Linked DNA regions of Homo sapiens: all the other regions are linked to region 1. Evidence: chromatin contacts called from ENCODE Hi-C or POLR2A ChIA-PET data. All regions are on one chromosome and are shown on one strand. The core of a region is the stretch at or near the end of the contact, and the rest is flanking DNA. Distances in the headings are between cores, read along the strand shown.

The links. A loop is a pair of places that touch in the nucleus more often than their neighbours do. ChIA-PET counts read pairs that join two places held with the same protein, here RNA polymerase II (POLR2A). Pooled maps may share reads with other maps.
Region 2: a pooled map shows a loop between it and region 1 (5-fold over the local background). The contact joins the enhancer-like site here to the promoter of ANKRD11 in region 1. A Hi-C loop is called at or near these places in 1 of 168 maps with a recorded cell type or tissue (heart right ventricle) and 3 of 50 pooled maps. POLR2A ChIA-PET finds 5 or more read pairs at or near these places in 2 of 52 experiments (B cell and OCI-LY7).
Region 3: a loop to region 1 is called in a pooled map, with 8 times the contacts of the local background. The contact joins the enhancer-like site here to the promoter of ANKRD11 in region 1. A Hi-C loop is called at or near these places in 5 of 50 pooled maps. POLR2A ChIA-PET finds 5 or more read pairs at or near these places in 2 of 52 experiments (Caco-2 and activated T-cell).

What each region holds. Positions count from the first base shown.
Region 1 is chr16:89,489,112-89,492,296 of GRCh38, forward strand. ANKRD11 (ankyrin repeat domain containing 11) reads right to left here and starts at 1,450. Exons shown (of 13, transcript NM_013275.6): 1 at 1,134-1,450. LOC101930112 (a long non-coding RNA gene) reads left to right here and starts at 1,859. Exons shown (of 2, transcript XR_933895.4): 1 at 1,859-2,275. RefSeq lists enhancers at 1-509, 510-1,024 and silencers at 306-375, 416-525, 606-655, 1,230-1,709, 1,910-1,999 and 1 more.
Region 2 is chr16:89,763,757-89,766,471 of GRCh38, forward strand. FANCA (FA complementation group A) reads right to left here. Exons shown (of 43, transcript NM_000135.4): 28 at 1,134-1,310. Among named protein-coding and RNA genes, the nearest start is that of ZNF276, 44 kb to the left of the region's middle. RefSeq lists enhancers at 1,214-1,323, 1,484-1,553. Within about 2 kb of position 1,300, at least 14 of the 41 ENCODE cell types and tissues checked have a DNase peak (open chromatin) inside an H3K27ac peak, as active enhancers do; they include B cell and OCI-LY7, where a contact is called at or near this core.
Region 3 is chr16:89,024,417-89,027,606 of GRCh38, forward strand. No RefSeq gene overlaps it. Among named protein-coding and RNA genes, the nearest start is that of CBFA2T3, 49 kb to the left of the region's middle. RefSeq lists a silencer at 1,849-1,928. Within about 2 kb of position 1,800, at least 2 of the 41 ENCODE cell types and tissues checked have a DNase peak (open chromatin) inside an H3K27ac peak, as active enhancers do.

The sequences.
Region 1 (3,185 bases), core at 200-2,699:
ACTCCCCCCGACCAACCTTCCCAAATAACACAAACACAAGAGTTAACAGTACAATCCCTCTTTGAGAGGGGACTGAATCAATGTGGCAGGGCCAACCCTACACACACACACACACGCGCGCGCGCGCGCGCGCGCACACACATACACCACACACACAGCTACCGCCCTGCCAGGGGATGATGAAATGAGGAACGGAAATTAACATTTCAGGCAACGTCTCACATTGTTCCTTGAGGCCAAGGGCTGCTGTTGCAGCCGCCACCGCCACCGCTTTCCTCCCAGCCACCCCCCACACCCGCCCGCCTACCCTCCCCCTAACACCCCCCACACGGCTGCCCGCATTCCTGCCCCTCCTCGGCCTACGCGCGCCTCCTGCAACCCCGACGCCCCCAGGTCCCCAGTTCGCCCTCCCCCTCCGGCTCGGAGCCCGAGAGCCGCCTGCTCTCATTTCAAAACAGCGATAATAATAGGGACGCTGAGAATAACAACTACGACCAGCACGGCGAAGGCGCCCCTCTCGCGGGTCAGAGGTCGGCGCCCCAGCTCCGCAGAACCCGGCGCCCGGCCAGCGCCCCCTGGCAGCCCCTCCCGGCAGCCTCAGGTCCCCAAGACCTGCAGGCCCGCCCCGAAGCCCCCCGTCCGCCCCTCACGGCCGCTCCGAGCCCCCGAGGCCCGCCCCGGAGCCCCCTGTCCGCCTCTCACGGCCGCCCCGGGCCCCCACGGCCCCCAGGCCCGCCCCGGAGCCCCCAATCGGCCCCTCAGAGCCGCCGCGGGCCCCCGGCCACCCAGGCCCGCCCGGAGCCCCCGTCCGCCCCTTACGGCCGACCCAAGCTCCGCCGACCTCCCAGGCCCCCCCCGGAGCCCCCTATGGGCCCCTCACGGCCACCCCGGGCCCCCAAAGACCCCCGGCTGCCCCGAACCCGGACCCGTAGGCCCGCTCCGGGACCCATTATTGGTCCCTCACGATCGCCCCGGGCCCCCAAAGACCCCCGCCCACCCGGCCCCGACCCCCCAGGCCCGCCCGGAGGCCCGCGGCGCAGCTCCGTCGCCGGGGAAGGCCTGCAGGCCGCAAGGCCGCGCGAATGCCCCGTGCCCGCCCCGACCACCGCCCCCAGACCAGCGGCGCCTCTCACCGTGCTCCGAGGGCTGCGCGGCTCCGCGACGGCTCAGCGGCGGGGCGCGGGCGCTGCCCATGCAGCCCGCGGCCGCGTTTCCCGGGCCGCGCGGCCCGAGCGGCAAGGCGGCGGCGGCGGCGGCGCGGGCTCGGGCCCGGCAGAGCTGCGAGGGACGGCGGGAGGCGAGCCCGCCCCTCGGGCGCGCCCACGGCTCGGGCGAGAGCCGCGGCTCCCGGTGCGGACGCTACTGATGGGGCGTCTGGCCGCGGGCTCGGCGGCGGCGCCTCCCCGGCTGGGGCCCTCGGTCCATCGCGCACCGTCTCAGGGCGGCCTCTGGCTCCAGGACCCAGCGGCGGCTGCGGCGGGAGCCGGCCGCATGAGACGCTCCCGCCCATTGGCCCGCCGTATCCGCCACCGCCATTGGCCCGCCCCGGCCGGCCGCAGGGGCTGTGCACGTCACAGCGCCGTGAGTTAGTGCGCTAATGGAGTGAAGGAGAGAGGCGGGATTGACAGCCTCTCTGGCGGTCCGGAGGCGGGACTAGGAGGACGTCCCGGTAACGATTGGGCAGGGTCCTGCGTAAGGGCGCATGCGACACTGGAAGTAGCGAGCAACTGGATTGGCTGCCTCCGTCGCAAAGGAGGGTGGGTCTTGCATTCTCGGGCCTGACGATTGGTCTTTCCAAGTGCCGGAAGCAACAGGGATGTCGTCTGGAAACAAAATCTGGTATTGAAGCGCAGGGAGACAAAACGTCCACCTCTAGAGCCGAGGCGGCGGTTGCCTGTCGCGTGCCCGTGGTCTTCTGCCTGCCCCCGGACATCTCGGGCCACGTCCGGCCCGGCCTCCGGCCGCGCTGCCCTAACGGGCGTCACGGGGCATGAAGAGCTCTGGGCGGCTGCGAGGGGAGGGTACCGGGGCAGCGGGGCGGTCGCTCGGGGCTCCCGCGCGGTGACTCTTGCTCTGCCGTCGAAGAGAACGGCCCTCGGGCGCGTCGCGGCCGCGGCTCCAGAGCCCCTGGGCCTCGCGCTCTGAGAGCCTGAGCCGCTTGAGGAGGCCAAGCGCCCACGAACCGCATTCCCTGCCTTGCTAGTTAGTTCTCCAACACGCGAAAAAGGTAGACGAGGACTGGTTTTCTTTGCAGCTAAAATGAATCAAGCCTCTGGTAAGTGTGGATCCTGTTCTAAGTGCACCTGTGTTCTCCTCCAGAACTAAACCAAAAAGCAAGGTGAACAAAATCGGTGCTCCTTCAGTTTCTTCTTTAGTTCTGCATGTTACTGGGGACTAAGACAACGGGTAAGCAAACTATTTATAGGCCTCAATTTACGAAATAACGGAATTGCAAAGTCCGGAGTGGATAGGACCGTGAGGACGGTCTTTTTTCTTGGGCAACACGCATTATGGTCGAGAGATCAGTTGTTAAACCGCCCCTGTTCAAATCCCAGCCCTACCAGTGACTAGCGGTCACCCTGTAGGCTTTGTCTCTCAGATCTTCAGTTTCTTGGTGGGTAAAATGGGAACTACAAGTAGCACCTATTCTTTTTTTTTTTTTTTTTTGAGTCAGGGTCTCACTCTGTCGCCCATGCTGGAGTGCAGTGCTAACTGCAGCCTCAGCTTCCCGGGCTCAGAGGATCCTCCCACCTTAGCCTACTAAGTAGGTGGGACCACAGTCAGGCATCACCACACCCGGCTAATTTTTTAAATTTTCGTAGAGATAGGCTCTCTGTGTGTTTCCCAGGCTGGTCTTGAAATCCTGGACTCAAGCGACCCTCCCTCCTCAGCTTCCCAAAGTGCTGGGATTAGAGGCATGAGCCACGGTGCGGGCCAGGAGCACCTATTTCATAGGCCCATCGGGAAGATTAAATGAAGGGGCTGTGGAGGCTGTAGCACGGTGCTTGGCACGTATGTGAGCTCTGGGGAAACATTAGTTATGCTATAACTGGACCTTCAGCCTTCTCTAGGCAGCCAGATTTCGGGCTCCACCCACAACTAGTCACGCCATTGGATGAGGGGTGAGCGCCTGATAAAAACAGCCGGCGTATGCGCTGATGTGCGTTCACGAAGAGGTGATCCAA
Region 2 (2,715 bases), core at 50-2,549, 270 kb after region 1:
ACCCCATCTCTACTAAAAATACAAAACTTAGCCAGGCGTGGTGGTGCGCGCCTGTAGTCCCAGCTACTTGGGAGGCTGAGGCAGGAGAATCACTTGAACCAGAGAGGCAGAGGCTGCAGTGAGCCAAGATTGCGCCACTGTGCCCCAGAGTAAGACTCCACCAGAAAAAAAAAACAAAACAACAACAACAACAAAAAACAAGTTCTCGGGCGCAATGGCTCACGCCTGTAATTCCAGCATTTTGGGAGGCCAAGGCGTGTGGGTAATTTGAGGCCAGGAGTTTAAGACCAGCCTGGACAACATGGTGAAACCCCGTCTGTACTAAAGATACCAAAATTAGTCGGGCGTGGTGGCAGGCGCCTGTAGTCCCAGCTACTGGAGAGGCTGAGGCATGAGAATTGCTTGAACCCAGGAGGCAGAGGCTGCAGTGAGCCAAGACTGCACCACTGAGCACAGCGAGACGTTGTCTCAAAAAATATATCAGTAAAAATAAAAAAAGAAGTTCGTGTTGGGAGAAACTGAGAAAGTATAGCAGGGTTTCTCTGTATTTATTAATATATTTTTTTGAGACAGGGTCTTGCTGTGTCATCCTGGCTGGAATAGAGTGGCGTGATCTTGGCTCACTGCAACCTCCACCTCCTGGGCTCAAGTGATTTCTCTTGCCTCAGCCTCCCAAGTAGCTGGAACCAAAGGTGCACACAACTGTGCCCAGCTAATTTTTGCATTCTTTGTAGAGATGGGGTTTCACTATGTTGCCCGGGCTGGTCTTGAACTCCTGAGTTCAGGTGATCAACCCGCCTTGGCCTCCCACAGTGCTGGGATCACAGGTGTGAGCACCGTGCCCAGTATCTGTATAATTTCTTAAGAGCTGCACATGAGGCCACAACGATTTTAGTCAAGATTCCAATCAAACCATCTAAGTGCTGCTGTTCTTGCCTCTGAGGAGACAGTCGGCACACGCACCCTAGACTCGAGACGAGGAGACAGTCGGCACACACACACCCTAGACTCGGGACGTGGCATGATGCAGGGGAAGGAACGGTCACCTACGTGCTGCTGTTCTTGCCCGAGGAGCACACACAAACCCTAGACTCAGGACGTGGCATGATGCAGGAGAAGGAACGGTCACCTACGTGAACATCTTCCTCTTTCAACACCTCTCGGAAGGTTCTGTGTGTCCAGAGAGAGAGGGCAGCTCTCTGCCAGTCTGCAGAAGGAAGGTGCAAGGGTCTCCAGGAAAGGCTGGCTACGTCCTCCTCAGAAAGAGGCTGTCGGGCCTCTGAGAACAATCTGAACATGAGGAACTGAAACTGAAACAGAGAGTGACCCGGCCGTTTCTTCATTGCGCAAGTTTCACTGTGAGTGGCTGAGCAAATGCTCAGGTGGAAACAGACCATCAACAGCCCACACACACAACCCCACATTCAGAGGACCTCAGTCCAGCCCCTGGGAGGGCGCAATACACGACCCCACGTTCAGGGGACCTCAGTCCAGCCCCTGGGAGGGCACAACACACAACCCCACGTTTAGGGGACCTCAGTCCAGCCCTTGGGAGGGCACAACACACAACCCCACGTTCAGGGGACCTCAGTCCAGCCCCTGGGAGGGCACAACACACAACCCCACGTTCAGGGGACCTCAGTCCAGCCCCTGGAAGGGTGCAGAGCCCCTCAGCGATCATGGCTGTGCACAGTGCTCCAGGGAAGAGCCTATGTGCAGACCTTCCTGCCATCTGACTGCTTCCTTGAGCTAAATGTCTGGAAGCAGAATTGCAGGAACAAAACTGCCTCCCAGGGGTAGGGCTGGTTTGGTCCCGGGCAGTGAAACAGCCCATCTCTAGGCCTCTGCCAGGAATGGCGTTCCCACCAAAAATGCACACCAACTGGACAAGCCAGACACACTATTGGTGCTGCGTGACCGTGTCCATCTCTGCCCCCGAGGAGATGAGAGCCTCCCATGTTTATAACCAGCCTGCTCCAAGGACTGTCGTCCCTGCTCAGCATGCTGGGTGGGAACCACGCTGCCCTCTCCTAAGCTCAAACTCCATGTTTTCTTTAAAAACTTGGCACCAGGGACAAAGTTCCTCAGAGGAAATAACTGGAAATACGTGCACCCTGGATCCTCAGGGGCTGCTCCCAGATTCTGACTTAATTTATCTGGAAAGGGGCCAGGAATCTATAGTTTCAAAAGCTTCTCAGTTGATTCTAATGTGAAGCCTGAAGTTGAAAACCATTATTTATTTATTTTTTTTTTTTTTTGAGGTGGAGTCTCGCTCTGTTGCCCAGGCTGGAGTGCAGTGGTGCAGTCTCGGCTCACTGCAACCTTTGCCTCCCTGGTTCAAGCGATTCTCCTGCCTCAGCCTCCCAAGTAGCTGGGATTACAGGCGTGCGCCACCACGCCTGGCTAATTTTTGTATTTTTAGTAGAGACCAGGTTTCACCATGTTGGCCAGGCTGGTCTCGATCTCTTGACCTCATGATCTGCCCGCCTCGGCCTCCCAAAGTGTTGGGATTACAGGCATGAGCCACCACGCCCAGCCTGAAAACCACTATTTTATACACGAGACGTTCATTAAAATCCTATAAAAGGACAACACTGGTTTGCAGTGCCATTTCACCTTTACTTTTGACATTCAGGGTTTCCAATGCTCATCTTTAAATTCCTTTGTCTGGGCCGGGCACCAGCGGCTCACGCCTGTAATCCCAGCACTTTGGGA
Region 3 (3,190 bases), core at 550-3,049, 460 kb before region 1:
GTCTGGGGGATGTGGGCAAAGGTGGTGTCGGCACCAGGAGCCTGGGAAGAGGCTGGGCGGTGCAGCAGAGTGAGTGGAGTTCCACGGACCCTGAGGCTCCCCAGCCTGTGCTCTGCAGGGGTGGCTCCAGGAGGGCCCTGAGTTTTGGCCTTGCGGGGCTGGAGCTCAGAGGAGGCACCTCTAGCATCACACATTAAGGGGCAGAACAGGAATTTAAGTTCAGGATGCCTGGCTCCTAAGCTAGGGCCTCATTTCTGTACCAGATACACACCCAGTCATCCGCTGCCTGGGGTGGGCTCAGCAAGGATGGAGCTGCAAGGGAGGGTGGGGCTCCCTCAGAAGCAGGCGCCTAGAGATGACAAGAGACGGGGCGGTGGCTGGGGACCCCCAGGCAGCACTTCTAGCAGACTGAGCGTCGGACAGGTTAGCAGATGCCGAGGCCCACCTGTGCACACAGATTGATTCCTTTAAATAAGTTATTTATAGCTTGTACCCATCTGCTTCCAAAAGGGGTTTGGGAAATGCAAGAAAAAAACAGAACATTGGAAACAGAACTAGCAGTTTATCGCAGAGGCACAAGAAAAACAGAATAGTGTAAATAGAACTAGCAGGTGATCGCAGAGGCACGAGAAAAACAGAACAGTGGAAATGGAGCTAGCAGGTTATCGCAGAGGCACACACACACACACAAAAACCAGAACAGTGGGAATGGAACTAGCAGGTTATCACAGAGGTTGCAGGGATCATCGTGCTCCAAACCATCCTAAGGTTTTGTTCTGGACTTCCTGGCACCTGAAGCAAAAAGGGAAACAAAAAGGTGTTGTGAGCTTTCATTTTGTGTTTGGCTTTTCCAATTTTTCCGAAAATCACAGGAGAGGTAAAAGCTTTCACAGAAAGAGTGCACTGTGCCATGAGGAACCTGGAATGGGTCCCTGCTCTCTGATCTCAAGAAAATCAACAACCTGTTTGGTCTTGTTTTCGTCTCTGGTGAAATGGGAATAATAATAATGTCCAGGCTGGGCGCGGTGGCTCACGTCTGTCATCCCAGCACTTTGGGAGGCTGAGGCAGGCAGATCACCTGCGGTCAGGAGTTCCAGACCAGCCTGGCCAACATGGTGAAACCCCTTCTCTACTAAAAATATAAAAATTAGCTGGGTGTGGTGGTGCATGCCTGTAGTCCCATCTACTCGGGAGGCTGAGGCTGGAGAATTGCTTGAACCTGGGAGGCAGAGGTTGCAGTGAGCCAAGATCGGACCACTGCACTGTGACCAATAAATAAATAAAATAATAATCACAATAGTGCCCACCTGCTTCCCTGGGAGGATGAGAGGCCCAAGGGAATGGATGCTTGTGAAGTGCAGTCAGGCAACTCTGGGGGGCTGTGAATAAGAGGGGTATTACGTTAAGCTCCTGGAGGGTGGGGTTGCCATCCACCGCTGCCCTAGGTGGGCTGCTTATCCTTGGTTCTCAGGTCCCTGCCTGAGGTTACTACCAACACCGCACTCTCTCAGCCAGCAAAGGGTTTTTGGTTTGGAGAACAAAGTCTATGGTTATCATATCCATGTATATGCCTATTTTTGGTTTTGTATTTATTTTAGTATTATTTAAAATGCAGTTCCTTATCTCGAGGAGCTCATGTTGCAGAAGAGTCTAGACAACAGGAGGGAATCCCACCAAGGGCAGTGTTGAAAGATTTCAGTGGGTTCCACAGTTTCCTCTCTTCTCATACGAGCCTTTGTCTTTTGCACCAAACACTCATGCGTGAGAGAGAAAAGGAGATGAGGGAGCCAGGCTCTGAGTACCTTCCCTGACGTGAGGTGTGAAGACAGTTCTGCCACTTCCTGTGTGACTTTGGCAAGGCACTGAAACACTCAGCCACTTACCTCGTCTATGACTCAGGGTTGTAAGAAATGGTCAGTAAATCACCAGGTGTCGTGGCTGTGGTAGATGCTGTAGAAATGGTTCATGACAGTGACTGTTCTCACCATTGCCCCAATTGCATTCAATCTTTCCAGACTGTTCTTCAGTAAAAGCTGATGACTCATCCTTCCCAGAACCAAACAACCTATTCTTTCAGTGGGGGAGGTTTTCAATTATGATTGCCATTTTTTTTAAAAATCAGATGTCCTTTCAGAGTTTCTATTTCTTCTTGTGTCAGTTCTGGTAATTTGTGTCTTTTAAATCTCAGAAGATTTAAACCTTAAATGATTTAAATCTTTTGAATTTATTGACATGTTTTATAGTGAATGATCTAAGTACATTTGAAAAAAAAAGTATGTGTTCTGGGTGGGTGGGAGCATCCTATTAATGCCAACTAGGTCATGTTGGTTGATATGTTGTGTTTGTCTTTTGCATCCTTGCTGATTTTCTGTCTACACATTCTGTTGCTGAGAGAGGAGTATTGAACGCCCTAGAAATTTGTCCATTCCCTCTACTGTCAAGTTTATTGGCATAAAGTTGTTCAGAATATTCCCTAATTCTCCTTTTAATACCTACAGGGTCTGTGGCAATGTGTTATCTTTCATTCCTGTTACTGGTCATTTATATTCTGTCTCTCTAGTAATCTAGGAGTTTATCAATTTTATCAATATTTTCAATGACCTAACTTGTGAATTTCTTGACTTTTCTCTATGGTTTGTTCATTTTCTATTTCGTTGATTTTTGCTGTTTAATACATCCTTTTTGAGCTTAATTTGTTCTTTTTCTAGATTTTCAAAGTGGAAGTTTAGATCATTTGTTTTCAACCTTTAGTCTGCTAACACAAGCATTTAAAGCTATAAATTCAACTTTAAGCACTGCTTTGGTTAGAGCACCAAATTTTGATATGTCATGTTTTCATTTTTATTAGTCCAAAATATTTTCTAATTTCCTTTGTGATTTCTTGTTTTACCCATATGTTATTTAGAAGTTTATTGTTTAATTTCCAAATATTTAAGGACATTTTACAGATATCTTAATGTAATTAATTTCTAACTTTATAGTGAGAGAACATATCTTATATGATTTCAATCTTTTCATTTGTTGACATGTTTTATGGTGAATGATCTATGTGCATTTGAAAAAAAAGTTTGTGTTCTGTTCTGGGTGGGTGGGAGTGTCCTATCAATGTCAACTAAGTCATGTTGGTTGATATGTTGTTTTTGTCTTTTGCATCCTTGCTGATTTTCTGTCTGCACATTCAGTTGCTGAG